2 separate regions of the Homo sapiens genome follow, and region 1 is linked to region 2. The links are chromatin loops, found by intact Hi-C in ENCODE. Cell type or tissue: spleen. All regions are shown on one strand. Each heading gives the region's core, and the rest is flanking DNA. Links, peaks and the distances in the headings are about the cores only. Region 1 overlaps ASXL1 (ASXL transcriptional regulator 1). Region 2 overlaps ASXL1 (ASXL transcriptional regulator 1).

Region 1 (16,427 bases), core at 4,572-12,571, 54 kb after region 2:
GTGGTGTCAGGTGCCTGCAGTCCCAGCTACTTGGGAGGCTGAGGCAAGAGAATGACTTGAACCCGGGAAACGGAGGTTGGAGTGAGCTGAGATCGTGCCACTGCACTGCAGCCTGGGCGACAGGGCGAGACTCCATCTCAAAAAAAAATCAGTAATCACATTAAACATAAATAGTCTACAAACTCCAATTAAAAGGCAAACACTATCAAACTGGATAAAAGCAAGATCCCAAACACATGATGCCTGGGAAAAAAAACCACTTTAAACATAAAGACACAGGTGATAAGTTTTTTTAAAATATAAAAATATATGCCAAACACTAATCAAATGAAAAGCACGAGTAGCTATATTATGAGACAAAGTAAGTTCTGTCATTTCAAAATGACAGAGACCAATTCATCAAGATGACGACAATCATAAATGCTTATGTACCTTATAAGTAAATTTCAAACCAAAAACAAACAGAATTGAGATTTTAACACCTCTCTCTATAATTGATAGAACAGAAAATCGGTAAGAATACAGAAGACTTAAACATTATCAATCAACAAGCAAAACAGAATTGAGATTTTAACACCCTCTGTCTATAACTGATAGAATAGGAAATCGGTAAGAATACAGAAGACTTGAACATTATCAATCAACAAGCCAATCAACATTAATAGAATGCTCTACCTAACAACAGTAGAATACACATTCTTTTCAAGTGCCCGTGGAACCTTTATCAAGACACCTTATTCTGATCCATAAAACAAGTCTCAATCAATTTAAAAGGATTCAAATCATATAAGGTATGTTCTCTTACCACAATGGAATTAAATCAAAAATCAGTAACAGTAAGATCTCTGGATTTTTATTCCCAAAATATAATATCACACTTCTAAATAATCAGTAAGTTAAAGAATAAATCAAAAGAAAAATTAGATATTTTAAGCTGAATGAAAATTAAAACATAGCATATCAAAATGTGTGTGTGCATTAAATGTCTATCTTAGAAAAGAGGAAAGATTTCAGGGCTGGGAGCAGTGGCTACCCGCCTCAGCCTCCCAGCACAGGCGTGATCTGCCCGCCTCGGCCTTCCAACACTTTGGGAGGCCGAGGCGGGCAGATCACGAGGTCAAGAGTTCAAGATCAGCCTGGCCAACATAGTGAAACCCCATCTCTACTAAAAATACAGAATTAGCTGGGCATGGTGGCAGGCACCTGTAATCTCAGCTACTCGGGAGACTGAGGCAGGAGAATTGCTTGAACCCAGGAGGCAGAGGCTGCGGTGAGCCAAGATTGCGCCACTGCACTCCAGAGTGGGCAACAAGAGCAAATCTCCATCTCGGAAAAAAAAAAAAAAAATCAGCTAGGCTTGGTGGCACACGCCTGTAATCCCAGCTTCTCGGGAGACTGCAGTGAGATGACTGCTTGAGCCCAGAAGTTAGAGGCTTCAGTGAGCCATGATCATGCCACTAGCACCCCAGCCTGGGTGGCACAGCAAGACCTTGGCTCTAAAAATAAATAAATAACAAATAGCTAGATGGTGGACTTAACCCAACCATATCAATAATTAAATACACATGGTCCAAGCATCCCAAGTAAAAGACACATTAGGAAAAACTAGACACACATTAGGTCCAAGCATCCCAAGTAAAAGAATTAGGGAAAAAAAAAAAATCAAGGTCCAACTACAAATATAATGAAACAGACAGTATAACACAAAAGGATGGAAAAAATATACCATGCAAAAACTAAGCACTGAAAAGAACTGGAGTGACTATATCAATATCAAAGTAAATTTCAGAAAAAAGTATTGCCAGGAAGAGCAGAAATTTTACTAAAACACAAAAACCTTGGCTGGGCTTGGTGGCTCACACCTGCAATCCCAGCACTTTGGGAGGCCAAGGCAGGAGGACTGCTTGAGCTCAGAAGTTCAAGACCAGCCTGGGAAACATAGCCAGACCTTATCTCTACTAAAAATCAAAACTTAGCCAGGCATGGTGACACACACCTGTACTCTCAGCTACCTGGGAGGCTGAGGTGAGAGGATCGCTTGAGCCTGGAAGATCGAGGCTGCAGTGAGCTATAATATAATCTTGCCATTGCACTCCAGCCTGGGCAAGAGAGTAAAGCTCTGCCTCAAATACAACGAAAACAAAAACTTGAATTTAAGATGGTGAAGCCACTTTGGAAAACAGCTTAGCTATTTCTTTAAAAGTTAAACAGAAATTACCACCCAACCCAGCAATTACTCCAAGGTTTATCTACCCAAGAATAATGAAACTGTATGTCCACATAGAAACTTACACACAAATATTTATTCACAGCAGCATTACTCACAGCAGCCAAAAGGAGGAAGTAGTCCAAATGTCTATCAACTGAAGAATGAATACGCAAAATGTGGTACATCTATACAATGAGATACTATCCTGCAATATACAGAAATAAACTGCTAGCCAACTGTAATGGTTCACACCTGTAATCCCAGCACTTTGAGAGGCATAGGTGGGAGGATTCCTTGAGGCCAGGAGTTTGAAATCAGCCTGGGCAACAGAGTGAGATCCTGTCTCTACCAAGAAAAAAAAAAAATTAGCTGAACATGGTGGTGTGCGCCTGCAGTCCCAGCTACTCAGGAGGCTGAAGTGGGAGGATTGCTTGAGTTTAAGCCTGCAGTGAACTATGATCGTGCCGCTGCACTTCAGCCTGGGTGACAGAGCAAGACCTTGTCTCCAAAAAGAAAAAAAAGAAAAAAGAAATAAATTGCTAATACACATCACAAGACAAATAAATCTCAAATACTTCACACTAAGTAAAAGACGCCAGACTCAAAGTGTTATATAATGTAGGATTCAATTTATATGGCATTCTGGAAAAGACAGTACTGCAAGGACAGAGAACAAATCAGTGGTCACCAGGAGCTGGGGGTGAAAAAAGAAGCTGACTACAAAAGGATACAGGGAAAGTTTCTGGGATGATGAAACTGTTCTGGATCTTAATTATGGTGGTGGCAGGGCACACTGGCTCATTCCTGTAATCCTAGCACTTTGGGAGGCTGAGGCAGGAGGAGCACTTAAGGCCAGGAGTTTGAGGCTGCAGTGAGCTACGATCATGCCACTGCATTCCAGCCTGGGTGACAGTGAGACTGTCTCAAAAATATATTTTTTTAAATTAAAAAAGAATCATGGGTGGGGATTACATATCTGTATATAGATCTGTCAAAACTTACAAGACTATACACAAAAAAAGGTGAATTTCCTGTATTTTAAAATGGAAGTATGTTAGCACCAATAAAATATACAGCATACCCTGACTTATGATTTTTTGAGTTTACGATGGTATATGAAAGTGATATGCATTGAAGAGAAGCCATACTCTGACTACTCATACAACTATTGTTTTTCACTTTAGTATTCAATAAATTATATAAGATATTCAACACTTTATTACAAATAGGCTTTGTGTTTGATGATTTGCCCACTGTAAACTAATTTAAGTGTTCTAAGTGCATTTAAGGTAGGCTAAGTTAGGATTTACAGCAGGTTAGTCATATTAAATGCATTTTCAACTTAATATTTTCAACTTAAGGTGGGCTTACAGGGACACAAAAACATCATAAGTCAAGGACCATCTGTACTAGGATAATTGCATTCAAGCCATATATGGCATATATTTAAATAGCACTGTTAAAATACCAAATATAACTTTAAAACAAATTTGAACTAAAGAAATCAAACTCTCACAAAGCTGTATACTTGTACACTAAAAAGGGTGAATTTGGCTGGGCGTGGTGGCTCATACCTCTAATCCCAACACTTGGGGAGGCCAAGGTGGGTGGATCACCTGAGGTAAGGAGTTTGAGACCAGCCTGGCCAACATGGTGAAACCCTGTCTCTACAAAATTAGCCTGGCAGGCACCTGTAATCCCAACTACTTGTGAGGCTGAGGCAGGAGAATCGCTTGAACCCAGTAAGTAAAGGTTGCAGTGAGCCGAGATTGTGCCACTGCACTCCAGCCTGGACAACAGAGCGAGACTCTGTTTCAGAAAAAGAAAAAGGCGGGGCAGGGGGGCGGTGGTAAATTTTACTGTACGTAAATTATGCCATAAACTGAGAGGGAAAAAAAACAAAAACAAGATACTATTATACACTCACAATACTCAGTCCCATTCCCAGCAACATATACACCCCAGAGAAGTGAATGCACACATGCATCAGGAGACACATACACAAGCACTAAATGCAGCTGTTTGTTACAGCAAGAACCAGAAACAACCCAAATACATGCTAAGAACAGGTAAATCATATGGCACGTTGATAGCATAAGATGATACACAGCAGAAAATATGAAGTATTTCTATAAATGCACCAACATAGATCAAGCTCAGAAATGAGAGGCAAAAGCAGCAAATCAGAGAAAATACATCCACCAGTATGATTTCATTGACATAAAAATATATTTTAAAGCAGGAAAAATTATTATTTAGGACTTAAACTTCAGTAACACATGTGGGTTAAAAGCAAAAGAATCATTAATATGAAAAATCTGAATAGAGGTTTCTAAAGCAGTGAGGGAAAGGAAAATGCTCAGAGGCTCCAAAAGGGTGTATACTCTAGAGGGGTGGGGGAAAATAAATAAATAAAATAGAGTGTAAAAGATGTTTTGTTTGACGATGGTTGGATGTGGGGGCGTGCAATTTATTTTTAGCTATTATTCTTTAAAGGAACACAAACTCTGTATATACATATTTTAAAATAAATTATATATTTCATAACAAGGAAAGTAAAAACAATATATTCCCACAATAAAAACATACATGCCCAGGTCTTATAGGCATGATCTACCAAAAAGAATGAATAATCACTATCTTAAAGAGACTACTACTGAGAATCAAGAGAGGAAAAACAGCACAGCTTGTTTTGATAATAAAACTGGAAAAGGCCTGAAATTAGAATGTAACACTTGTAAATACAGATGCAAAAATTCTCAATAATTTATAACCTAAATCCAGCAATGTATATTTAAAAGGAAAATCATGTTGAAGTACCATTTATCCTAGGAATGCAAGGATGCTTGAGCACTGGAAAAAAAGAATCTATTAACATAACTCACTATATTACCAAATTAAAGGAAATAAAATACATCTCTTTACCCAAAGGAATAAAAAATTTGGCCAAGCATGGTGGCTGACGCCTGTAATCCCAACACTTTGGGAGGCTGAGGCGGGCAGATGACCTGAGGTCAGGAGTTCGAGACCAGCCTGGCCAACATGGTGAAACTCCATCTCTACTAAAAAATACAAAAATTAGCCAGGCATGGTGGTGCATGCCTGCAGCCCCAGCTACTCGGGAGGCTGAGGCAGGAGAATTGCTTAAGCCTGGAAGACAGAGGTTGCAGTGAGCCAAGATCAAGCCACCGCATTCCAGCTGGGGTGACAGAGCAAGACTCTGTCTCAAAATAAATAAATAAATAAATAAAATATATCTTCGGTGTTGAGGAAGGTGGCAAGAATGGAAGGAAGGAGACCAGTTAGGAAGCTACTAAAATAACCTAAGAGATGAAGGTGGCTTAAACCACTCTGGTGGCAGAGAGAGTGATAAAATGAGATATATTCTGAAGATAGAGCCAACAGGATTTATTCGTGATTACATGTGCCACAAGAGCAAAGGGACAGACTCCAAAATTGATGACTCCCAGGTTTCTGATTTAAGCAACTTAAAAAATGGAGTTCCCACTAATTTATACAGCCAACACAAGGGTGGAACAGGTTGGTTTTGCACATGTTAATTTTGAGATGCCATTAGATATCCGAATAGAGATACTGAGGAGGTAACTGAATATATGAGTCTGACGTTCAAAAGGAATATCCAGGATGGGGATATAACTTGGAAGTCATCAATGACAGAGAAACAAATGGAGAAGCAAAGAGAATAGTTAGCAAAGCAAAGGAAGATGAGATCTAAGCGTTGCAGAGGGAGATGCTGAAAAGAACCAAGCAGATTCATCCCCTGAACTGCAGACAGGCTAAGAGCTTAAACCAGACAAGGATGGAGTATGGAGTGGAAAACATGGGGATTATTTAAAGTGTGCATCAGGAGATAGACATCTCTACTTCAGAACCATGCATCGAAGTAAAAACCACTTCCCCACTTCTGTAAGAGACAAGTGAAGTCACAAAACCACAATGCACTGAATTCGCCAGTAGTATTTAAGAGCCTGACTCTCAAGCATCACACCTCAATCAAGGATCAGCAGGCATCTGAGTAAGGCTATGATGTGAAAGAAACAGGGCATGACAAATAGAAAAGCCTGGGCTGGATATTATATACATAATATTAAATTTTTTATGTATTTTATTTATATTTTGAGACAGGGTCTTGCTCTGTCTCAGTCTCGGCTCACTGAAACCTGTCTCCCAGTTCCAGTGATTCTCGTACCTCAGCCTCCTGAGTAACTGGGATTATGGGGGTGCACAACCATGCCCAGTTAATTTTTGTTTTTTTGTTTTTTTAGTAGAAGGGGTTTCACCATGTTGGCCAGGCTGGTTTTGAACTCCTGACCTCAAGTGTTCCTCCCACCTCAGCCTCACAAAGTGCATGAGCCACTGCACCTGGCTTAAATTTTTCATTTGCATTATGAAATGTTTCTAACATAAAGTTAAATACTGACAGTATCAGAACAAACAGCTAGTTACGCACCAGCTGGAAAAACTGTAAAATCATTTCCCAGACCTGAGACACATGAGTTGCTAGACCTAATAGCACAAAGGGCGAGAAAAGACCCACATCAAGGTACATAATCGTGGAAAAAAAGATCCTAAAAACTTTCGGGGAGAGGTAGCAAAAAAAAAAAAAAAAGAGAGAGAGAGGTCATACACAAAAGATCAGGAATCAATATGGCATTTGATTTCGATTTCAGAAGTAACAATGGGCCGGGCACGGTGGCTCTCATCTGTAATCCCAGCACTTTGGGAGGCCAAGGCTGGCAGATCACTTGAGGCCAGGAGCTTGAGACCAGCCTGGTCAACATGGCGAAACCCCATCTCTAATAATTATACAAAAAACAGCTGGGCATGGTGGCACACACCTGTAATCCCAGCTATTCCAGTGGCTAAGGCATGAGAATTACTTAAACTCGGGAGGTGGAGGTTGCAGTGAGCCGGGATCATGCCACTGCACTCCAGCCTGGGCAACAGAACAAGACTCTGTCTCAAAAAAAAAAGTAACCCCAAATATGACTGTTTTCTTTTGAGAAAAAAAAAAACTTACACTTTGGAGGTTTTCAAACATTCCATTCCATGAGAAAAAGATCTTGCTAATAAACATTCCATACTACACATCTCCTTGTTGACACTAAAAATTACTATTGTAAACCAATTCAACTGTTGGCACTGAGAACTGCTGCCACAGCACCTCTTCTATGTGTTTTTCCACTGCCTTTATTCAACAAACATTTATTGAATACCTACCATAAGAGCTCCTAGGGATATAAACAAGAACAAAATAATACAGATTCTCTGCCCCTAAGGCCCAGTCAGGAGAGACACATCAAACAATCACCCAAATAATTATAAACTTGTGATAACAAGTAAGGTTTGGACACAGGAAAATCCAATTTAGAGATAAATGAAGGATCCTCTTAAGAACTGAGGTAAGTTGTCAGCTCTTGAAACCTGTGGCCAGGAAAAAGTGGAGGAGAAAGAGTTCAAAATGGGAAATCCTGAAACTGGAAAAAGCTTAAGGAATTCAAATTACTGAAAGAAGGGCAGTGTGGCCAAACAAGGTTTGGATTTTTCTGCAACTGCCATGGGAAACCATGGATAAGTATCAAACATAGATCTGTTATAATCAAATTATGTTTTGAAAAAAATCCCTCTGGCCACTGGATTAAAAGGAGCAAAGCACTGGATCGTAAGGGGGCGAAGTGAAAGTAAGTAGACCAGGCAGAAGCTATTTCAGTATCCAGCATAACGGGATAATTTAGGATAGGGTGGTGGCAATGGAAATGAAGACTAAAAAAAAAAAGTTGAAGTTTTAGAAGTAGAATTGTCAGGACAGATAACTTTCCAAAGAAAACCAGCTCAAAGAGTCATCTGTATTTCAAAAAAGAAGACTAAAACAAAATAATTAGCTAATGCATTTAAGAAGTATCATACAAGCAAAGCCCATTTAGCACCACTGCATCAAAAAAGACAGCATCATTCAGAAGAAATTATACATATTTTTGCTCCCTACTCCTCTCATGATGTACAAATTAATTAAGCTATTCCTCCAGATCCTTGAGCATGCTTCTCAAACATTTGAGAACTGACTCATTTAGCTGAAGCTTCAAAGTTCCTAACCTGTCCTCTCTGTATTAAAAACAAATCTCTGAACCAAAAGTGTTACTTTGTACAATTTACTTAAACTCTCACAGGCAATTTCCTCATTATTATAGGACTTGGAAACATATTTATGCTTCAAAAGGACCAATATAAGGAGTATAACGTCTGTCTGGAATACAGTTAGCACTCAAACATCAGGTTCCATTTTTTCTTCCAGATTTAGCTAAGCTAGAAGCAACTTTCTTAGACTAAACAAATTCTTCAACTAACTCTCCCCAAAAGCCTGATCTGAAGGATTGAGATCAAATGCAGTTTTCATACTGGCTGACCCAAAGAAAAGTTTTTTTTTTTTCAAATGCAGTCCCAAGGAAGCCTAGAGTATGTACAATCTTCTCATTTTCCCAGAACCCTCATGCTTTAAAATCAAACTTAATAGAAACATTTATAACCTTCTTGTTCCAAAAAAAAATACATCTTTAGCACCTCTGAAGTAAGCATCCTGCCCACTCTGCTAGGCTACCACAAAATCGTCCCAGTGCTGGTGCTTTTCAAACTACTGCTACTTGACCTTTACCACTTCATTTTCACAGGGCTCTGAACTTCAGGAGGTAGAAGGACAAAAGGCAGTTCATCCCTTGGGCATAAAACCAGACTCTGACCAGGGCCCTGAAAACAATCAAGTTCTCTCTTCTCCCAGAGCTAGCTAGGAATACTGACAACGGAATACCCCTTCTTTTGAAGACAGATCGAGATGTCCTTTGGGAATTAGTCAAAGAAGGAACCTTTTACCAAATGAGGGGTCAAAGCCTCCTTTAAAACCAGATTGCTGGCCGGGCACGGTGGCTCACACCTGTAATCCTAGCACTTTGGGAGGCCGAAGCAAGTGGATCACTTGAGGTTAGGAGTTTAAGACCAGCCTGGGGGTGAAACCCCATCTCTATTAAAAATACAGAATTAGCCGGGCATGGTGGCACACACCTGCAATCCCACTTGGGAGGCCAAGGCAGGAGAATCGCTTGAACCCAGGAGGCGGAGGTTGCAGTGAGCAAAGATCACACCACTGCACTCCAGCCTGAGCAACACAGCAAGACTCTGTCTCAAAAAAAAAAAAAAAAAAAAAAAAAACAGACTGCTGCTACAATTGACCAAAGCAAATGGTACTGCTCTACTAACTAGGCTTTCTGAGCAGACCTCCTATAGTACACAGTGGAACAAGGTTTGCAACAAAACAGGCAGCCTCCAGTAAATACCAAATGCCTCACAAAATAGGAAAGAAAAATATCCACAGCTGACTTACTCTTCACACACAACAATCTAAAAAGGCTAGAACGTGAGTATCAGAAGGTCTGTACTGGTTTTTAGCCCAAGAGATTTTCAACAGAGCTCTGGGATGGAGGAAAGATGCCTTAGGAGATCAGGATGTCAGACAGTGATGGTGGAGCCCACGAGAGATGGAGAAACTGAGCCCTCATGCTTGTTTCAAAAGCAGTTTCAGAGTCATCCACTTATATTCTGCAGTTCCATTTCATGGGATACTAGCGTTTTACACCCACAGTTTTTAAACAACCAATTATACCTCTTCAGTGTTAGAGACAAGTGGAGATACCAAGTAATACATGAGGTGCTATGCTGTACCTCAGTCCTTGACTCCTATTCCAGTGCTCTTAGTACCACCATATATCACTCAATCTGGCACAGAAAAGAAAACCAACAACTGGCCGGGTGCAGTGGCTCACGCCTGTAATCCCAGCACTTGTGGGAGGCCGAGGCGGGAGGATCACAAGGTCAGGAGATGGAGACCATCCTGGCAAACACAGTGAAACCCCGTCTCTATTAAAAATACAAAAAAATTAGCCGGGCATGGTGGCGGGCGCCTATAGTCCCAGCTACTCAGGAGGCTGAGGCAGGAGAATGGCGTGAACCCGGGAGGCAGAGCTTGCAGTGAGCCGAGATCGCGCCACTGCACTCTAGCCTGGGCGACAGAGACAGACTCCGTCTCAAAAGAAAAAAAAAAAAGAAAACCAACAACTATAAATGCCAATATAATGGAGAGTACAAAAACTCCAGCCTAAGGAACAGGTTCACATTTAAGGATATGAAAGGCTACTTTCACCTAACAAGAACTTTCATTGAAGAGAATAAAACTGACATTTTGAGAAATATCAAGGAACTTACAAGATCCTTCAAAAGATGAAGTGGCCAAAGGTCAGAAAACCAAGAGAAAAAATTTTATTCTAAATTGGCATAATGAAAAGAAATCAAATCAAAGATTGGGTCCTGGGTTCTAACCTCAACTCAGCCATATGCAATTATCATATAGATGTATGGTATAAATCCTTTCATCTATCAGAAGTTTAGTTTTTATCTGTAAAATGACAGTAAATTAGATAACTTGAGAGCTCCTCCCTCACTAAAATTCTAGGATTCCAAGCATTAAAAATCACATATATTTGATGAGATTCACACAGACTACATAAGTTATTATCTAAAATGTTGCTACCATTCATTTTTAAATGAATGCAAAAATTCATTTTTTTTGAGACAGGGTCTTACTCTGTTGCCCAGGCTGGAGTGCAGTGGCACAATCACAGCTCACTGCAGTCGCAACTTCCCAGGCTCAAGCAATCCTTCCATCTCAGCCTCCTGAGTAGCTGGGAACACAGGCATGAGCCACCACGCCTGGCTAACAGGTTTTGTTTTTTTTTTTTTTTTTTTGTAGAGACGAGGTCTCCATATGTTGCCCAGGCTGGTACCAAACTCCTGGGCTCAAGTGACTTCCTGACGACTCAGCCTCCAAAATGCTGGGATTACAGGTATGAGGCACAGTGCCTGGCCTCTTTTTTCTAACAAGATGATCAAAGTTCAAAACTCTAACAGGAATAATATATCTAAAAACCACCTAGAATGTTTAAACTGTTCCTAAGGGTTCAGTTTTTTCCTTCAGCAATTACAACGAACCAGATTATGGCCACACCCTGAGAAAGGTTTATTTCTAACGTCAGCAGATTATTCCACAGATTTATGTAGAACTGCTCTAAAGAGGGCAAGAGGCCGGGTGCGCTGGCTCACACCTGTAATCCCAGGACTTCGGGAGGTCAAGGCGGGTGGATCACCTGAGGACGAGAATTCAAGACCAGCCTGACCAACATGGAAAAACACTGTCTCTAGTAAAAAATAAAAATAAAAAATAAAAAATAAAAATAGCCAGGCCTGGTGGCCTCATGCCTGTAATCCCAGCTACTCGGGAGGCTGGGGCAGGAGAATCACTTGAACCCGGGAAGTGGAGGTTGCCGTTAGCTGAGATCGCGCCATTGCACTCCAGCCTGGGCAACAAAACCAAAATTCTGTCTCAAAAAAAAAAAAAAAAGGCAAGAAAAAAAAGATTCTTCAAAGTTAACTTGCTGAGCAGAAGAAAAATAACCTAAAAAGAAAGCACATTCTATAACAAAAACTGATATAAAAGCAAGGTGAGATACAAGAATTAACAAGTTTAAGATTTTGATAAGAGGCGGCCAGGCGCGGTAGCTCATGCCTGTAATCCCAGCACTTTGGGAGGCCGAGGTGGGTGGATCACGAGGTCAAAAGATCGAGACCATCCTGGCCAACATGGTGAAACCCCGTCTCTACTAAAAATATAAAAAATTAGCCGGGCGTGGTAGCAGGCGCCTGTAGTCCCAGCTACTCAGGAGGCTGAGGCAGGAGAATGGTGTGAACCCGGGAGGCGGAGCTTGCAGTGAGCCGAGATCCCGCCACTGCACTCCAGCCTGGGCGACACAGCGAGACTCCGTCTCAAAAAAAAAAAAAAAAAAAGATTTTGGTAAGAGGCTGGACCAGTGGCTCACACCTATAATCTCAGCATTTTGGGAGGCTGAGGCAGGTGGATCACTTGAGCCCAGGAGTTTGACACCATTCTGGGCAACACAGTAAGACCTCTTCTCTACAAATAAAAAAATTGGCCAGGCATGGTGACACACACCTGTGGTCCCAGCTTCTCAGGAGGCTGAGGTGGGAGGATCATTTGAGTCCAAGAAGTCAAGGCTGCAGTGAGCCGTGATGGCACCACTGCACTCAGCCTAAATAACAGAGGGAAATCTTGTCTCAAAAAAAAGGACTTTGGTAATGTTCTCTTCTACTACTTCTACTACCGAAGCCAGCTTTTTTGGTTGCATGCAGCCAATATTTATTAGCACCTATTATGTGCAAGAAGTTACCGCAGAATTTTCCAGGTAAATGAGCTAGCAAATGCAAGGGCCCTAAAGTATACCCAAGATTGGGGTGTTTGAGAAATAGGTTGAAGGCCAGAATGGCTGAAACACAATGAATAATGACCAGTTAGAATGTGCTAGGAGAACCATTCGAGAAGTAGGCAAAGGCCAAGCAGAAAAGTGACATGATGTGACTTGCATTTTTCAAAAGGACCACTTTGCTTGCTACACACCTATGAAAAGTCAAAAATGCCTTTCAAATGATAAGCTCCATGATTTTGTTGTATCTAAATCTAAGCTTACTCCAGTCATTCTTTTCTTGGTATTTAATGGTAAGTAAATCATTTGGGTTTTTTTTGTTTCTTTGTTCGTTGAGACAGGGTCTCAATTAGTCGCCCAGGATAGAGTCTAGTGGCTTGATGTCAGCTGCAGCCTCAACCTCCTGGGCTCAAGCAATCCTCTCACGTCAGCTCCCCCAGTACCTCCAACTACAGATGCAGGCTACCACACCTGGCTAATTTTATTTCTTGTAGAGACAAAAGTTTCGCTATGTTGCCCAGGCTGGTCTCGAATTCCAGGGCTCAAGCAATTCTCCCACCTTGGGCTCCCAAAGTACTGGGATTACAGGCGTAAGACACCACACCTGGCAATAAGGCATTTGCAAATTGCTATTAAATGTGGAATTGTACACAAAAATTTTAATTGTAATTATTTAACATTGTAAAAATGAAGTAATTATCTCACTCTCTTCCTCCACTGCTTTTTCCTTTATTTGTAAACTATGGATTTAAATGGAAGATATTTTAAATGTAGTCATCTATTTCTTTTTTTTATGGGAGGGACGGAGTCTCCTTCTTGTCGCCCAGGCTACAGTGCAGTTGCGCAATAGGCTCATTGCAATCTCCGCCTCCCGGGTTCAAGGGATTCTCCTGCCTCAGCCTCCCAAGTGGCTGGGATTACAGGCGGCCGCCACCACGCCCAGCTAATTTTTGTATTTTTAGTAGAGATGGAGTTTCACTGTGTTGGCCAGGCTGGTCTTGAACTCCTGACCTCAGGTGATCTGCCCGCCTCAGCCTACCAAAGTGCTGGGATTACAGGGGTGAGCCACCATGCCCAGCCATCCATTTCTTTTATTAAGTTTTTTTATACTTTTAAAAAATATTCTAAACAGGAAAAGGGTTCAACTGAACTTAACTGAAAAAAGACCCTGATGCTGAACCATATATCATCACATGAAGTATAATAAAGTACAAATAGCCATAACTGACATCTTTTTTATTTTTTTCTTTTTTTGAGACGCAGTCTTGCTCTGTCACCCAGGCTGGAGTGCAATGGCACGATCTCAGCTCACTGCAACCTCTGCCTCCCGGGTTCAAGTGATTCTCCTGCCTCAGCCTCCCTAGTAGCTGGGATTACAGGTGCCCGCCTGTAATCCCAGCTAATTTTCATATTTTTAGTACAGACGGGGTTTCACCAGGTTGGCCAGGCTGGTCTCAAACTCCTGACCTCAGGTGATCCACACACCTCAGCCTCCCAAAGTGCTGGGATTACAGGCGTGACCCACCATGCCTGGCCGTGACATCTTATGTAACAACAAAAGTGAATAATGTTGGCTGGACACAGTGGCTCACACCTGTAATCCCAGCACTTTGGGAGGCCAAGGCAGGTGGATCACATGAAGTCAGGAGTTCAAAGTCAGCCTGACCAACATGGCAAAACTCCATCTCTACTAAAAAATAATAATAATAATAATAATAAATAAATAAATTAGTTGGGCGTGGTGGTCTGCACCTGTAATCCCAGCTACCTGGGAGGCTAAGGCAGAAGAACTGCTTGAACCTAGAAGGTGGAGGTTGCAATGAGCTGAGACTACACCACTGCTCTCCAGCCTGGGTGACAGAAGGAGACTCTGTCTCAAAAAAAAAAAAAAAAAAAAAAAAAAAAAAAAAAAAAAAAAGACTGAAGTTATACCTGACAGTGAGTGCTGGAATCACCATTTATGAACCCAATTTATTTATCTGTGTGTGTGTGTGTGTGAGAGACAGAGTCTCACTCTGTCTCTGGGTTCAAGTGATTCTCCTGCCTCAGCCTCCCGAGTAGCTGGGACTACAGGCGTTCACCACCACACCTGGCTAGGTTTTTTTTTTATTTTTAATAGAGACAGGGCTTCGCCGTGTTAGCCAGGCTGGTCTCGAACTCCTGACCTCAGGTGATCCGCCCGCCTCCGCCTCCCAAAGTGCTGGGATTACAGGCATGAGCCACCGAGCCTGGCCTATTTAACTATATTTAGTTGAGGGTGTTTTTTTTTTGAGACAGGGTAAGCATGAGCCACCATGCCTGGCCTGGACCCTATTTAAACTCAGCAAAGACACAACAACCATTTTATAAAAGCATAGTATTTCAGCATGAAAGTCCTAAGAATGTACAACACTACAAGGGAGTTCACAGTGATCTTATGACAACAGGAAATTCCAAGTGTAAAAAAACAATACAAATCCTACCTCTAACCGGGCAATAATCAACACTGACACATGACTTTAGGAAAAGCTTAAGAAAAAAGAATTCAAATCAAGAACTCAAAGTAGAGATAATTTTCACCTATCCCACCACTGAGGACTAGCTCCAAGCACTGATGCAAGCATCTGTAAATAAACTGTCAAATGTACAGGCTGAGCATCCCTAATCCAAAACTCCAAGGAGCTCCACAATCTGAAACCTTTGGAGTGCCAACCTGACGCCAAAAATGGAAATTTCTACACCTGACCTCACGTGATGGGTTGCCATCAAAACACAGTCAAAGGCTGGGCATGGTGGTTCACGCCTATAATCCTAGCACTTTGGGAGGTCAAGGTGGGCAGATGGCTTGAGCCCAAGAGGTCAAGAGCCAGGCTGGGCAACATGGCAAAGCCCCATCTCTATTAAAACACACACACACACACACACACACACACACACACACAAATTACTCAGCCACAGTGGCACGCACCTGTAGTCCCAACTACCTGGGAGGCTAAAGTGGGAGGATCATTTGAGCCCAGGAAGCTAAGGTTGCAGTGAGCTGTGATCATGCCACTGCACTCCAGCCTGGGCGACAGAGTGAGACTCTGTCTCCAAAACACACACACACACACACACACACACACACAGAGTCAAAACTTTATTTTGGGGCCAGGTGCGGTGGTTCACACCTGTAATCCCAGGACTTTGGGAGGCTGAGGCAGGCAGATCACTTCAGGTCAGGGGTTTGAGACCAGCCTGGCCAACATGGTGAAACCCCATCTCTACTAAAAATACAAAAATTTGCCGGGCATGGTGCCTCATGTCTGTAATCCCAGCTACGCAGGAGGCTGAGGTAAGAGAATCGCTTGGACCTGGGAGGCGGAGGTTGCAGTGAGCCAAGACCATGCCATTGCACTCCAGCCTGGGCGACAGAGTGAGACTCCGTCTCAAAAAAAAAAGAAAACAAACAACTTTGTTTCATGCATATAAGATAAATATGAAACACAAATGAATTCTGTGTTTAGACTTGGGCCCCATCCTCAAGGTACCTTACTATGTATGTGGTAAATATTCCAAGATGCTAAAAATTCTCAAATCCAAAACACTTCATGTCTCAAGCATTTCAGATAAAGGATACTCAACCTGTACCATCACATTACCCAGAAAAACTTTTATCAAAGAAGAAACCCTTTGTCATGCCCAAAAAATCTCCAGCAAATCAGTAAACCTGACAATCATAGGTAAGTCCACACAAATGTTTCCAGAACCAAAAAATAAAATAAAAAATTGCAATTATTTTCAAATAGTAAAACCACGTAGATAAAATATAATTCTGGCCAGGCACGTGGCTCACGCCTGTAATCCCAGCACTTTGCGAGGCTAAGGTGGGTGGATCACCTGACGTCAGGTGATATAAT
Region 2 (16,427 bases), core at 8,403-16,402:
AGGGCCGTGAATTGTGTGGTCTGTGTCATTCTGTCTGCCCCTGTAAGAAGGTTTGAATGGGCAGAGCAAGAGGCAGAAGCCATGTGCTTTGGGGGTCGTTCAGAAGCCAGGGAATGAAGGGAAGAATTGAGGAACCTGAGTAGGTTGGAGAAAGGTGCCACCTGTAAGCTGGGGAACCCTGGTGCAAGGTCTTGGCTAAACATGCCTGAGGATTCCCTAAGCCCCCATCCTTGGCTGCAGGAGACCCCTCACTGTTCCTGGGCAGCAAGGGAGGGAGCTAGTCCCCACCCATGGCAGGAAGCCCAGGCTGCCTCCACTCGCCTTGACCCCCGCCACCCCCCAGAACCAGGAAGTGTATGCAGGTCCCTGGAAGATTCCTGCCTGGGCTTAACTCCTCATCCCTTCCTAATGCCTCTTAACCTAAAATAAGAGGCCGCCTGGCCCTAATCCCTGAAGCTAAGGCCGGAGTGGCCAGCACGGTGAGAGGTGGAGTGGCTGTCCTAGGCGGGCTCCTTTCATTCCAGGAAGAAAAGCCCTGCCCCCCCTACACATGGGGGTCTGGGGCTCAGCAGGTGAGGTGAGGGTGGTCTGGGGCCTGCTCCCTCCTAGCAGCAGGCGATGGTGACAAGCCTCTACCTGGTGTCCACCCAGCATGACCTATTTCAGGGCTGCGGCTGCCAAGTCCCCCTGACCCTCCTAAGGGCCTCTCATATTAGGGCTGAGCCTGCTTCATGCCTGCCCGTTCACACCTGCCCAAGAGGCACAAACAGCAGCCAGAGAATGATTCTTCCAGGGAGGCAGCTGGCTCTGCCCTTGTGCATCCTGGGGTCTCAGTCTCCCATCTGTGAATACCCTGGTTCCTTCATGGTGGGTGGGGAGGCCACTGACGCAGAAATCTGGTCATTTACCTCCTTGCCTGGGGCAGCCCCTGTCCTTGAGCACTAGTACCTCATTTGAAGAACATTGTTTAAATCCTCCAGCAGTTGAAGGAAGACAACAGGCAGCCACGTGGTTGCAGGGCCACCCAGCCCCACTGGCCTCCCCAGCCTCAGCCTTTCAAGTATTGTTCAATCAGTTTGGTACCTCAGCCGGGCAGCCGTATTAATGGCTCAGAGCTCCTCACTTTGCTCATTATGTTGTCATCTGGAGATGCAAATCAGCTTAGATAGAATCAGGCTCGGCCTGTCTTGCCTGGGGTGCTGGGTAACTCATGCTCACTCCTATCCCTCTACCCACCATACGGCAGTCCCTCGGCAACCTGAGCATCTGGCTGTAACCAGAGTCTACACGGGGGTGTCTCCAGATCAGATCAGCTGCAGGAAACAGGGACCTTCTCCTTTCCAAGCCTCAGCTACAGCCCAGGAGAGAAGGGAGGAAGCTCTGAGCACAGGCATGAACAGGATAGCACTTGGGGAGAGGAGAAAAGAAAGGAACCGGGACCACTGCTCATGTTGACTATGCCAGGAGGCTCTGGCCACTCCCAAGCATGACGCAGAGGGGACCAGAACCACCCTAGAGAGAACCAGACCCTCTTCCCCCGCATCCCTCTGGGTCCATCCCCTGCAATATCCAGAAGTTAGCAGAGGCACTCCTGTTCCAAGCTTCTCAGTCCCGCATTGTGACAACACCCTGGGAGTCAGTCACCTGTTTGGCTGCTGTTTCCAGACACAGCCCCAACCCCTTCCCCCTGTGTTTGATTTTAACAGACTCAACTGTTTCCTTAACTCTCAATTCCAAGGACGCTATTTAGAAAATAGTTCCTAGGACCTCCTCCTTGGTGTCCACATTCTCTGGCCGGAGAGGAAATAACCCCATGTGACAAACTGTCCCATCTTAGACTCCAGCTTCCTTCCCCATTTGGGGGCTGCACCAGCTTCCTTTTAGCAGCAGTCAGGTTTCCATAGTTTATCCCAAGATGTTACTTCCAGTCTGGATACCTCCCGTGACAAGAGCTTGTCCATCTCTCTTCATAGCAGCATAAAAACTGCCATGGAGATGCAATCATGAGAGAATGTGACCATCAGAACTTTCAGGGTAGCTGGGGGAGCCTCACACCCCCGTGGAAGATAAAGCTGTGGGGAAGGGACTCCAGGGGGAGGGCAGACAACAGAGAAGCTGACCTGGCTGCATCAGAGAAGGCTTCCCAGGGAAGCGGCAGCTCTGCCTGCACCTGCCCAGATTCTCTCTTCTTTGGCTGTTTCTTGCCGAACACCTTGTAGAATGCTTTTCAAATTCCAGGAGCTTCCAGGTCTCCTGGGAGCCCATTCAGAAAGCCCTGAAACCTCTTTGGAAGCCCTTCCCTATTGGGCCAGTCTAGGCAGTCAGGCCTCCTGTGGGCTGAGAAGGAGCCTCAGCCTGTGCTGAGTGTTTCACAGCCGGCATCTCAGCTTCTGCTCGCAGGAGCCGCCTAGTTTTGGCAGATGAGGGCTCTGAGGCCCAGAGAAGTTAAAGAATTTGCCAATGAAGTAGCAGAGCAGGACTTGAATCCACACTTGCCTGACTCCAAAGCCAGGAGCTTCTTGGGAAAGGCCAAGAGAGGACAGGGCCTGGCGGTCCCCTCCCCAACACGCACACCCCTAGTGTGTTTTGAAAGATGGCAGGCTCCCTCTTTGCCATCATCCGAGGACAAAGGGCGGGCAGTTTCTCCAGAAGCGAGTCTGAGTCTTGTCCTGATGGTTCCGGCCCACACTCCCTCGTATCCTAGCAGCATGAACCCTCCACCTCACTCAGGCACAGGACTCCTCCCAGGAGGGGGGATTCGAGGTGCTTGAGGCTTAGCAGAAAGAGGCTTCACACACCCAGCCCCTTCCTCCATCCACTGGCTGCCATGGTCCCTCCTGGGGGTGCAGTTATGGCCTGGCCAGTCTGGCCTGTACCTCTCCCCCCAGACAACCAGGGCAGCTGGCCTCTCTCCAGCTGGACAGAAGCCCCTTTCTTGTCTGGGCACACAGATGTTTCTTCTCCTGGCCTTTTGTGGCTCGACTCTCAGCTCCTCCTGGGCTTTCCCCACACGCATCTCTCAGGTGTGTTGGGCCCCTGCCTACCTGCAGAGTCTCCTGCACACCATCTCCCCTTCCAGCCTCGGTGTCTGGGCTGGGGAAGAGCACACAGATGGGTGCTGCTCCTTTAGGCACACTGGCAGAGGCTTTCTTTTAGCACTTGTCCCACAGTTCCTCAATGGAAGTAGTATTTCCCATTCCCAAGCTCTGCTCACCACACTGAGGAGAGGCAGATCTTAGGAGTTCCTTTGCCCCAAGGCCGCCTCTTCCTCACCTAAAACCGGATCCTTGCAAGATCACCCTGAGGATTCTCTGAGAACCCTGTCGCCCGCAGGCCCATTCTAAGCACTAGGGATAGAGCCATCAGGGAGATGGACCAGAGCCACGGACTTCAGTGCCCAACTCACAGTGGGCACTAGGCCATAGGTTATGACAGTGCCAAGGAAGGTACACCTCCCAGATGCCAGGCAGGGTGGCTGCTCCCTTCTCACCCTACTTCCCTCTCCACAGGGCCCACGGACCTCAGCATGAAAGGCGGGGCCTCTACCACCTCCACCACCCCCACGCCCACCCCCTCCAGCACCAGCACCAGCAGGCCCGTGCCCACCGCTCAGCTCAGCCCCACGGAGATCAGCGCCGTGCGGCAGCTCATCGCGGGCTACCGGGAGTCTGCTGCCTTCCTGCTGCGCTCTGCAGATGAACTGGAAAACCTCATCCTACAGCAGAACTGACCCCACCGGCACCTGGAGCGCACTGCCCTAGGGAAGGAGGCTGTCCCAGCCTGGACCTGGCTTCCTGCCTCACCAGTTGGTACATTTTGTTTTTGAAAGAGGTGGGATCCAAAAGAGCTGTTTCTAGCCACACTCCAAGCACCTGAGACTTTGGGCACAAGGACACTTTTTTTTTTTTTTTTTTTTTTTTTTGGAATCTCACCACACGGGTGCTCTGACCTGCTTGGAAGAGGCCAACGGGGCAGCTCTGGAAGGGTTGGGGGCTCCCCTGACAAGGCGCTGGGGCTGCAGCTCTGTTTAGAATCACCTTCGTGGACCCTGATGTTAGAATCCCACCCCCAGATAATTACCTTTCAAGTCTTAGGTGAGCAGAATTGCATATTTATTGAGAAAAGCAAAGTGGACCCTTTCTTCCTCTCCCCTTAGTAATTTATTTTTCTGAAAATGGATTCTTTTGTGTTTGTACAGATTGCTAGTCTGTGTCTGTCTGATCAGAAGGATGTATCCCCATACCTAACATTCCATATCACTACACTGATGTGGGCTGGGGCCAGTAGGGGCAGGACAGGTGCCAGGCTGGCTGTTCCTCTGCATGCCTGGTGCACCCTGTGGCCGCTAGCCCTTGGCCAGGCCATCCTGTTGCAGATCCCAGTGCTGCCACAGGGACACCACCAGGCACCTCCCTAGGCAACGCCAAGCAGGAGGACCTCACCCACACCCATGGCAAAGCAAAACAAAAGAGGCACCCCGACCCCATTCTACAGAAGCCCCAGTCCATGGTCACCTGTATTCTACCTCACACTCCAGCGTGGGCTTTTTCCAGGATGTGCCCTGAGCCTGTTCTGAACAGCTGTAACCCCAACTCCCCCACACAATGTGTCTGCCTGGGAGGTAAGTAAGTCCAGACTGGGTGTCCAGGAGCTGGAACCCAGAGAGCGTCCTGTCCCTAACCAGCCACTGCAGCCCTCCAGCTCTGGCCCTCAGCTGCTTGACAGGACGGACTGCTGGGAGATGGCAGCCGGTTGGCAGGGCCCTTGCCCTCACACCCCGCTGCCCAGGAGCCAGGTCTGAACTTCTGTGCACAGGCCTGGCCCCTCAGACTCACTCCTGCCAAGAGGGGCCACTTCTTCAGGGTGAGCCCCGGCTATCAGGCAGCCGTGAGCTCCAGGGCGGGCTGCAGCTCCCATCCCCTTGCGCCATGTTTGGAGTAAAGGGATCAGTGGAAGTGGAGGAGCCACTTGGGTTCTCCTAAGACCAGCCCTTCCGGAGGGGCCGGTCCTGGAAGAAACCCATAATCCCTGGAGTGTGAAAAAGGGCAAAAAGAAAAAGCTGGCCTGGTTTCCTTCCTCCCTGATTGATTGATTGATAGGCACTTCCTCTTGCTCAGTGCAATACCTACCAGTGCTGCTAAACCAGGGACTCGCCCAGACCTCAGCAGGCCCCCAGGGCCTCTCCGTGCAACACTCCGTAGCCATGACAGCAGCTCTCTGCTGCCCGCCCCTGCCCAGAGCTGGCAGAAGCCCTCTGTTGCCTTTCCTCCCTCAGAGCAGAGAGGCCCCAGGGGAGCCAGGGCCGAGTGGATCCTAGGATGGCCACGGAGAGCCACTCGCTCCCAGAACAGGCACCCCTTCCCAAACCAGCTTTTCTGCAGCCAATTGCCTGTTGCAGCTGTGGCCACTGCCTCCCGGCACTGTGGCAGACTCCCCCCAAGGAGGGATGGGGGGGGCACCAGTGAGGATGCCCCATCCTGCCTCAGGTCCAGAACTCTGAAAGGTAGGGTGCCCACCCCGTGCTTACTTCCGGCCCCTAGAGGTTGGGGGTGGTCGTTATCTCTCAAGTGGCCTCCAATACCCCATCCAGCCACACCACCTCTGCCTTCCATCTGACCAATCCCCAGGCCTCTGGTCAGGGCCAGGACACCTGAGACTCACCCTTAGCACAGCACAACCTCCAGTGCCCAAGGCCTCTCCCACACCCCAGCCATCCACACATCTGGCCCCACCTGCTCAGTACTACTCAACATTTGAATTCGTGTAAATATTTATTTTTGTGTGTGAACAATACTACAAAGTAATCAGTAAGATCTTTTGCAAAAATGTTACCCCAGGCAATTATTTGTGAAAATCTTAATGTTAAAACCTGGCAGAGACAATCGCCACCCTAGAATTCCTGGTATCAGTTACTTAACGTGTCACTTCTCCTCCCAGAGGCAGTACCCAAGCTAGACATGAACCGTTTGCATTTCTTGGCAGACAGGAGTGAGAAAGACTGGGGAAGGGGCTCCCTCCCCCTACCCACACAAGGATTAGATCTAAAGATCAGCATAAGCTACAGTTTGAAGTCATGTTTTTCTGAGTTCAAGCTGTTGGAACTGACCACCCTCCAGCCTGCCTTAGTACTGCGGCAAGAGCGTAGGTTCAATGTGTTTTCAAGAGAAAGGAAAGAATATGTTGTTAAAGTCCATTGGGCCTCCCAGGCCCCTCCAGGACAATGGATTTCATCATGTCGACCCCACCTCTTGGGTGGGCTCCTCCTTTCCAGTGAAACTACACCTGAAGCCCTAGAGATGGCAGAATCAGGAGCAAGTTTCTGCATGGAAACAGGATTCCATTTAGCTGGCTCAGTCAGGGAACTTGTTTTGCTTTTGTTTTAAAAGATGCAGCTTCAACCCCTTCCCCCTACTCCCGACTTGGAGGGCACCAAAGAGCTGGTTCTGATGAACTAAGCTCACTGCTGTCTCACCCTCACCAGAGGGACTGCCTTCTCCCAAAAGGAGCTCCCAAAGCCCTTGTCCCACAGCCATTTAAAAATCTTCTGAAGGGCCTCAGGGCACAAAGTGATCATTTGGGATCCTAAGTTAAAAAGGAAATGCAAGAGTAGGATACTCCAATTCCAGAGTCTTTGCAGGAGGCTAATCCCACAAGAAGGGTAGCATCAGAGAAGTGGGCATTGGTCTTAGTGGTGGATCATCAGGTAGACAAGTGATAGTGTGTGTAACCCATCTGAAATTCATTTTACCGTCACCACTCTTACAAAGGACAGTTTATTCCCAAGGACAGTGCTGACGGGGAGGGGGACAGGCAGGGAGTTAGGAGGGTTTTCGAGGATTTCAAACAGGTGGAACCCATCCATCCCTATTCCCAAGGGCCACTTACAACTCTAAGGGTGGTTACAGGATTAACTACCAGTTCATTTTCAAAATGCTGCTTTGAACTCAGAGGGTTGATACTTTTAATTTGTAATTTTTTGTAAAACTTTTTACAAAATAGTAAAGTATTTCACCAGAATACCAGTTTCAATCCGTCCATGGTCTGATTTTTATATAATTTAGTGGTGCTTTAGAAACTTTGTTTTTGTTGTTTCTGAGCTAAACAGCTCAATCCTTTTTCGCCTGTATCTACCTAAGACCAATGTGAACCTTTGTATTTTTGCTCCTAATTTTGGACTCAGTGAAAGTGTACTGTTTACATGTACAGATGCCCCCAGTCCCTGTGTGTTCTGCAAGACTTGCTCTTGAGGAGGAAGATGCACCTCACTAAGCTCATCTGCTTAGCAAAGCCACAAACAAAAACCTCTCACTTTTTACCTACGTTTCCACCTAAAAATACAACAAAAAACCTATACCACGTAGAACTCAGATTGGCTGAAAAACACTTTCCACCTGGTAGATGGCCCATATGCCTCAATTATGTGGTCCATTTAGGAGCAGGAGTCAGAAGAGAGACCTCTTATTGGCTGCTGGTGGGTAACTGCATGGACAGAGGAAAAGGGAAGGCAGGACTTTGCTGCAGAGCTGTGGGATGAATGTAGTTCTTCCCTGGGCAGCCTGGGAGTGGGAAGGTCAGAATGACTCATGTTGCCTTCAGGATCAAGCCATCCAGGATTTAGGGACAACCCAAGAGGTCTTTAGTCCTCTGGCATAATTTAGACATGTTTTGGAAGAGCATGAGTTCCATATCTGAGATGAGATTTAAGACTTTCAGTGCAGATAGTACAAGCCATTTCTTCAGGGTTCCTCTGGGGGCAGCTCCTTCATGAGGTCCCACCTCCGGGGAGGGGCACAGGGCTCCAGATAGTAAGCACTTAAGGCAAACAGTGGATGGCACCAACTTTTAAAGGTGACTCTATTAATGGCTTCACCTCTAAATTATATTTTTACAGATATGCACCTATGCAACTTAACGTGGCTCTTCTAAGCAGGTGAGGACTTCCTCCTCAATGCTCTCTATAAAAATTATTTGTGTTCTATATAGTGAGTTTTACCAGTAAATGTGGCTTAATATTTTAATTCTTAGAATGTGTCTTCTCTACGTGATGTGACTAAATTCTGTTTTGTTTGTGGAATGACTAGCACAGGCCGACTCCCTCTCTCCCTCACTTAACAAAAGACCAATGAGCTGTTAATCGAGCTGTTATCTCCATGGTATTACTTGCTAAATGCACTGATTTCATAAGTATGTGGAATCCTTTTCCTTTTGAATCTGTATATCATATATAAGACTGAATCTACTTAATAAACACTGAACAACAAACCGAATGCTCTGCTTCCACTGTGTCCTATCAACAGCAGCACCGCCTGCCACTTCTCATCCTTCCTCATCTAGTTGGGCACCGAAACATCTTTCTACTAGTAGATTCCACCTTTTCCTAGCCAATAGTATGGCACACAGAAGGTCCTCAGTACATTTTCTAGAACAAATAAACCTGTAATTCCAGCACCTCATCTGTTAGAAAGGGAAGGAAATGAACCTTTCCCAGGTGCCCTTCAGTTGCTGAGCACAGGCAGAACTCTCATGCACTGTTTTAAATCTCAGTTCCCTTACCCGCCACGTGCAGACACAGAGGCACACGGGGTACACGCCTTGCTGAAATTCAGTGACCAGCAAAAAACTTGTAGCTTTTCCACAACCTCTCACCCTAGCACATGGCCAACTGACTGAAACCAAATTCCCATAACAATCCCTAAGTGCTAGTTTGGAAAACTGAGCAAACATGATCCCTGGTTCTGAACCTTCAGTGCTGCACATTCCATTCTATGCAAAACCCTGGATCCCACCTTGAAGGAAACAAAAGGGCTGCTTTTCCCAAAGATACTTATTTGTGCTAATTTTTTTTCATCCTATATATATGGTTTAGGTTAAGCTTTAAGGAAAAATGGTAGGAATATGGCTGGGAACCAACATGATCATGGATTTAAAAACAACTTTAGGCATGTTAAAAGCATACATTTGCTAAAATTCCGTGTGTGTGTATATATACACACACATATATACATACATATATACACATATATATACATACATACACACATACACACATATATACACATACATATACACATATATACACATACATATACACATATATACACACATACATATATACATATATATGTATACACATTTATGGCAGTTATTAAAACCTTGATTTTTAAATAACATAAGAATCCTTTTTCTCATAGAAAGTCTGTGCAGTAGCCAAATACATAAAATGGAGAAGGGCATGACTTTGGGGCTGAGACTCACTGAGAGCCAGAAGACGATGGCCCTTGACACCTCCCTTGCCGCTTTCCTTTTGCTGAGGGGCAGCAAATCCTCAGTTAATACCACGGAAATTCCTTCTCCTGCCTCAAATGATCACCACTGAGACTCCTCAAACTATTAAGACTATTAGAAACCCACAACCTGTGACAACAGCTCCAGAACATGGACCCCGCTGGCCTGCTGGCCAGCCCTGCAAACACTTACCTCCTTCCACAGGAAATACTGCAGTCCACCAGAGCACTGAGATTCCCAGGAGAAATTGCCTGAGGGCAGAAAAGTGCTCCCTTATTCTAGTCTGGCTCCTTTGGGGGCTCCGCACCACTGTTGTTAACAGTGGATAAAAGACTTCATCAAATGGGAATGTCCCCTCAGAAGAGTGAACTAAAATGTATTCAATGACAAAACAGGCAAACCTCCCTTTATGAAAAATAGGAAAACATGCATATGCTATTTTTCCAACTTAAAATGCACTAGGGAAGCTTAGTAGTTACATTTCTTTGCAAGAAGAATCTCTGCAAAATCCTATCTTCCCTTAATTGATCTTTTGTATAAACACAGATTTTATTAGGTTTATTCTCAGCCAGTGGTTCTTAAACAAAGGGCCCCAGCTGCCTAAGGAGCTGGTAAATCCTGACACAGTATGCAAAACTTTGTGAGGCCAGGTGTGCTGGCGGGAAGATCGGGAAGATCGCTTGAGGCCTGGAGTTCAAGACTAGTCTGGGCAACAGTCTCTACAAAAAATTTTAATATTAGCTGGGCATGGTGGCACGTGCCTGTAGCCTGAGCTACTTGGGAGGATGAGGTGGAAGGACCACTGGAGCTCAGGAGTTCGAGGCTACAGTGAGCTATGATCACGCCACTGCACTCCAGCCTGAAGAGAGTGAGAGTCTGCAAAAAAACCCCAAAAAACTTTGTATGTGCATTCCATGGGGGGAGAGTTCCCAAAAAAAGGTTAAGACCCACCCATATCAGGTAACACAGCACTGACAACTGTTGTTCTCACAGGGCGTTCGTCTATGGCTTACGGTAGAGATGTTCATTCTAGGCTTTCAAATTGACCAGAGACAAGAGGAAGCATAGGGGTGTTGTCCAATTTTGGAGCAATCTCCAAAGTTCCACATCCTGCCACTTCTATGGCTTCAAACAACACCCACACGAGGGCAACACAGCCTGGGTCCCCTCCTCTCAGGGAGACAGGGCAGGCAGATGCTTTGGCCATCAAGACCCCTGATGGATGCAGGCAGCTCTATTTAGCATGCACACATACCCACACACACTCTAACACAGTCTTACAGCAGGCTGGATAGCAAATAAATGACACCTTGCCAGGCCAGTACCATTCTTCCTATATTCTGAAACATTATTTCCCTTGTCCTTTGGACCATGAGCAAAATAAGCCTTCCTGACCAAATATTCAGTCTAAACTCAGGACTACACTCAACCTTTGGTCAGGTCTGTGGCCTGAGACCAAAAGCCAGGGTCCAAAGTGACTTCACAGCCTGCATCACCCCTCAGCGCAGTGGGCACAAGGCCTACATCCTGACAGCTCCTTTCTGGAGCAAGAGTGAAGTAGCTGGCAGTAGCTGTATAGATTTCTACTATAAGTTCACCTAACAATTATTGCCTTGGCCTGCTGTGAACTAATAGTCATTATGTCCTAGGTGGCAGGCACTAACAACCTCATGAAGTAAGAACTATTACACCCATTCATATATGAGAGTTGGCAGCCTGGTTAAATAACATGGCCCAAGAACACAGAGCTGGCACGTCGCAGAGGCTATACTCTAGGAACTCACTACACCATTCTGCCTCCCTGAGGAGAGGCAACAGGCATTGGAAGGTCCCGATCTGGGACCGTAATGCATTCTGAGCTCCTGCAGACATAAGTGGGCAAATGGATTCTGTGACACAAGGACATATCACCAACAGCAGGCAGTTGCTCAGTCACTACAGGGCCTCCGAACCATCAATTCTCAAAACTGCATGTCGATCAAACGGCAGCAATACAAAATGGCAGCTTGAACTCCCCAAAGGATATCCCACCACAAAGTTTTTCCTCCAATTCACAGGAAAAAATTAATGAATATATGTTTAAACTCCCATCATTTTGCTGTTTTGGCTTATTTATATACTAATAAAATTATTTCTGATAAGCACAAAGTCAATGTATTTACGTACTCTAGAGACGTCTGAGGACTTCTCAAGAAGTCAATCCCTGAAGCACGTCGTCTACTCAGGCTCACGCAACTAGCATCAGACACCCCACCCTGGGCCAGCACCTTCCTCTCACTGCCACCAGAGGCTACAGAAAGAGGTGCTTGTGGTTAAGGTTTTCCAAGGTTAGAGCTAGTCACCCTCCCACAGAAGACCACTAACCATTAGGAAGCCACTTGGCAACCTCAACCTCAGTGAAGCTGTTTGGATGAGTTGCTGCAGAGGGATGTCACAGTTTGTGACTCGCACTCCCAAGGGGAAACATTCTCATTGCTCTCAGTAGAACGCTGACTGCAGTCTATGTGGTGAAGTCCGCCAAGTCATGAATGGCTAAAGACCAGTGAAGCTGCCAAGTCATTCCTTTTGGACTAACCTCCCAAAAGAAGAGCTCCAAGTATAAGAAGAGTAGCTCCAGAGCCAAGGTGAGGAGAGCTGGCGTCTACTCCTTCCCTTCCAGCTCAGCACTCCAGCTGACCTTCCCACACCAGCGAGGCAGCCACAGATGACTGAGACCACAACTGCAGGTTGTACGGGTTTATTGTTCCAATACCACAAGAGACATACAGAAGCAGTGCTTTCTCTGGGCAGCCTCATGGACCAGATCAGTGTCAAACTGTACCCTTGAGTGTCCCCAAAGGTTCCAGCAGAGGGAAGAAGAGGACTGGACATGTTTGGGCCCCTGTTCCCGGTCTTTGGTAAACAGACGCTTAAGTTGACAACTTGGACTTGGCCAATACTGCATTCTAAATCACCACATCATTCCCAACTTGTCACTCATGCTTCAGATGACGAAAATGCCACATCAGATTAAATGAGAAAAAAACCTTTCAGATAAAATGAGACTTGAAGTCATACAAATTTTATACTTGATCTAAATTAAGCAAGAACCCTCAACTCTGTAATAAGTCGAAATACAAGATATAAGGCAGGAAACAAGGCAAGGGAAAACACACACAGGGGCATCTACTTGCTGGAAACATGTTGGGAGAGAGGCAGGAGCAGGCATGGCTTTGTTTCTTCCCAAACCTGCCTGATGTCAAAAGTACGTCAAAAGGAGCCTCACAGTCCCAGGAGAGCATGGTCCCAGGTATTGCTGTGACAGGTGGTGACCCTGGAGCCAGATCTGGAAGGCCTTCCTGGGGGCTGCCCAGGGAACTCACCCATGAATCCAGAAGCACTTAACACTGGTGGTGGTGATTTGTCACATATGGCAGCAAGCAGCCATTAAGGCTGTAGGAGGAGAGATGTGAAAAGCAAGATGCGTTTGCTCGGTGGCATGTGGGCAGGCTGACTGTGGCTCTGCAGGCTGCAGCAGGTCCAGCCGGTGACCCAACAGGGCATCGGGCAACCTGGCAGGTCACAAGTCAATCATTTCACCCTCACGTCGAGCAGCACAGCACTCAGTGGCTCTGACAACAGATGTAGAGAAGGAGATTACACCACTTTAATGCAATGATGCTGAAGATGTAAAATTAGGAAGAGACGTTCATGTTCTCTGTACAATACATCCATTTACAGAATCAGCCAGTACTGTGTACAACATATAAATACATGATAAAACATTAGAGGTGCATAGAGCATACTTACAGAAGCCAAAAAGTTCACTTTATACATCCAAGAATAAAGAGTTAAAAATATAAAAATAAGAAACACACACTGCTTTGAAATGTAAAATGACTTTCACATACACAGGTGCGTGGAGATGCCCACTCCCATAGGGTCCAAAGTGACAGGGAGGATGTCAAGCAGAGGAATTCACCTGCAAACATCTGGACGGCTGACTCACAAGGTCTACAGATGGCATTTTCATAGGAAAGACAACCCTATTCCCCAACCCCATTGTCCAAGCAGAGCTATTCAAGGTTCCAAATGATCCTGTGGGTTAGTGGATCACACTGAGACAGAAAAGTTCCAAATTTGCTTCAGCAACAGAACCAAGGTCAAACTTGCTCCGTCAACTGGCAAATGACTCAACTGTGACCCTGAGGTCAGCAGGTGCACCAGCCCCCTGGTGGGCAATGCCAGGAGTTACTTTAACCCTGTGCTGGCTTCTTTCCTGGCCATCAACTCCCCAAAGTAGCAGAAGAAAAGATGGCAGGGAGGGGGTAGTGGAAGACTGGCATTTCTACTTAGTTCAGGTAGGTTAACTCCCTTGGTGGAGAATGCAACCTTCTTGCTTCAGTTTCAAGTCCCTCTGGGAGTCAGGCAGTCCCCCCACCCCCCGCAACCCCACTCCGTGCCACATCAGGCTCTGTCTTGCAGGAGAGCTCAGGCTGGCTGGCCTTGGGCAGCCCAATGGGTTATACCCAGGAAACCCCTCCAGCAAGACCAGAAGGGTCGCCAAGTGACAGAGGGCTTTAGCAGTGTAAATTTTGGGGGAAGGCAAGAGTGCTCCTGCCTAAAGAGTATTATATCAATGATATTCTGTATACAGATTTAAGATCAATCATTATCAAAATACACACACTAAATATACAATGTTTCCCATGGCCATAATTTATTATCTCACCACAAGGCACAATACACAGAGCTTTGAGGGTCCAATACAGTCATCGTGACAGAACGCACCGCAGCCTTGGCACATGATCATGGCTTTCAGGCTGCACGCACACTGGAGCGAGATGCTTTCCACCGTGCTGCTGTCAGTGAACATTTGCAAGGAAAGTGATGCACTGTGGCTCGCACCAAAGTTTGCTTTGTGGCTCAGCTGCACCACACTTCCAGCAAGGCCTTTGGGAAAGGTGGGAGAGCTAGAGGAATAATTAAAGCTGGTGGAACTCAGTTGGAGTTTAGAAAGCTTCCCATAAAATGCCTGCTTGATGCTGAGTTGGGAGGGGAGAGAAGAAGGCTCCAGAGGCTCACTGAGCCCCTTCCCTGGCTCTCGGGGTAATTTCCAGAAGGGCAAGTCCATGACAAAGGGCATCCCTTCCAAGTGACCCACCAGTTCCAGGGGACTATGCCCAGTAGCTTTCCTGTTCTCGGCATTTGCCTTAAGAGGACCCCCCACAAAAGTCTTCTCATTCTTGACGCTGCCAACAAAGGCATGTGGCTTTGGAGCCCAGTCTTCCCTTGGAGTCTGTACCCCACCAGACATGGAGTTTGTGCTTGGTCCCAACTTCCCACTGGGAAAAACTGGAGGGATCTCAGCAGGAAGAGGCATCGGGTCCGCAGGCCTGGGGCGCTGAAGGGTTGCAGCCACATTCCCAGAGCCAAAAAGCTTCTTCCCTTGGCCTGTAACATTGCTCTGATCACCCAGGGCCCGACCTGTCTGCTCTGGACCAAAGGAGATCACATTTGGAGATGAGAAACGAGGTGTTCTCGAGGTAGTAAGATCTCCTGGGCTCTTTCCTGGAGCAGCATTTGAATTACTGTCCTGTGACATAGCACGGACTTCCTTCTGATCTTCACAACTAAAGGAAGAGAACTGCTCTTTGGAATCCATTTCTTCCAGTTTCCTAGAGGATGTAATGGGATTTGTCACTGGATGGAGGGAGTCAAAACTTGGGACTGCCTTGCAATTCTTTTGGGGTGCTCCAGGAGCCTGGGTGGCCTCAATCCTGGCAAGACCAGTGCCTGTTTCACAGCTATCTGGCAGAAGAGGCTCCTTCAAAGCCCTTAAAGAACTGGGGCTGCTTCCATCAACCATGCCACTGTTTTTTCCAAGACCATGTAAAGATCCCATGCGTAGCGAGCCATGGCTCTGGTCTTTTGTAAGTGGTACTTGTGGGGATTCTGACATGCTGTCATCGTGGGCTGGTGGAAGAACCTTCTCTAGGGGCAAGCTACCCTGCAGCAACTGCATCACAAGTGGGTTAGTGGCCTCCACTGAGGACCCAGGCATGGACAGGCACACGGCTCTTGGCTGGTACTCAGTACTGGCCAGCAGTAGGGAATCTGGGATCTTTTGGCGGACCGCACATACTCGAGACACCCAGCTCTGAGGAGCAACCATCCCATCTGTCCTTGTAACCAGACGCATGTCACCATTCACCTTGGACAGTGGGGCAGATTGGTTCCAATTGGGTTTCTCATCCTTGTCCACCGAAGATCCCTTTGTCACTGCAGCTTCTCTAGTGTCAGCCTCACTGCTGTCCTCCGTGAGGTGACCTTCAAAGTCAGAGGCTGTATCCGTGGACTCACCGTGAGGACTCAGTGCTTCAGAGTCTCCGTTGATTTTCAGCTTTTCAATGTCCACCTGTTGACAGTAACTGCCATTGCTGTCACTGCCTCCTCGAGATGGCACAGTCCAGAGTGAAGTAAGGCTGTCAAGAGGATCTAGACCCTCCTCAGCTGTCAAATCCCCAGGCAATGCAGGAGGGGTGGGAGCAGCTTTCTCCCACTCCTCTCCAACCTGGGGCTCAACAGATGGTATGTGTTCTCTGGATTCTGGTTTGGGCTGTTTCACTACCTCATCATTCGATGGGATGGGTATCCAATGCAAAGAACTGTTAGAAACGAGAGCCTTGGTTTTCAAGTTTTCTTGTCTAGTATCACTTTCCCTCATAGGAGGGCATGAGCCACCAAGCCCTAATTCGTCATCAAATGCTCTGTTCTGCAGGCAATCAGTCGGTGAGGATTCAGGTGTGGAACTGGGGGTCACATTTACAGGATCCTTCATAGTGGGATGACTGTCAAGAGCTTGGCCAGTTCCTTTCTCTAATGTATCATCTCCCACTAGAGACGGAATGGGACCATTGTCTGCAGGAACGGTGGGTCCTTGCTCCTCATCATCACTTTCCCAGGAAGTGGTGCCAGACTCACATTCAGTTCTAACATCCGGATGCAACTGAGGCTGCTCCACTAATCTCTCAGCTACTGAGGTTTGGGAGGACAGTAGGGGCAAGGCCTGGCATGGCTGGTCCCCAGTGGGAGCAACGGGGAGTTGGGAGGCATCTCCTAGCCCATCTGTGAGTCCAACTGTAGCCCTCTGTAGTAGGCAG

The links. A loop is a pair of places that touch in the nucleus more often than their neighbours do. Peaks named below come from ENCODE experiments on the same cell type or tissue, not always from the same donor. Only the 100,000 strongest peaks of a DNase experiment are listed, where the experiment ranks them.
Region 1: it touches region 2 in a loop (2.1-fold over the local background); 8 of 110 quality-filtered maps call a loop at or near these places.

Annotation. Positions count from the first base shown.
Region 1 is chr20:32,377,202-32,393,628 of GRCh38, reverse strand. The region is part of intron 4 of ASXL1 (ASXL transcriptional regulator 1); the gene reads right to left. Among named protein-coding and RNA genes, the nearest start is that of ASXL1, 27 kb to the right of the region's middle. In spleen, for the core only: no CTCF peak of the experiment used is centred there; no DNase peak of the experiment used is centred there.
Region 2 is chr20:32,434,899-32,451,325 of GRCh38, reverse strand. ASXL1 (ASXL transcriptional regulator 1) reads right to left here. Exons shown (of 13, transcript NM_015338.6): 13 at 12,007-16,427. The coding sequence ends at 13,988. It overlaps NOL4L (nucleolar protein 4 like), which reads left to right. Exons shown (of 11, transcript NM_001256798.2): 11 at 3,510-8,267. The coding sequence ends at 3,730. Among named protein-coding and RNA genes, the nearest start is that of ASXL1, 85 kb to the right of the region's middle. RefSeq lists enhancers at 2,829-3,330, 5,243-5,904. In spleen, for the core only: no CTCF peak of the experiment used is centred there; DNase peaks (open chromatin) are centred at 11,915 and 12,665; H3K27ac peaks cover 711 bases.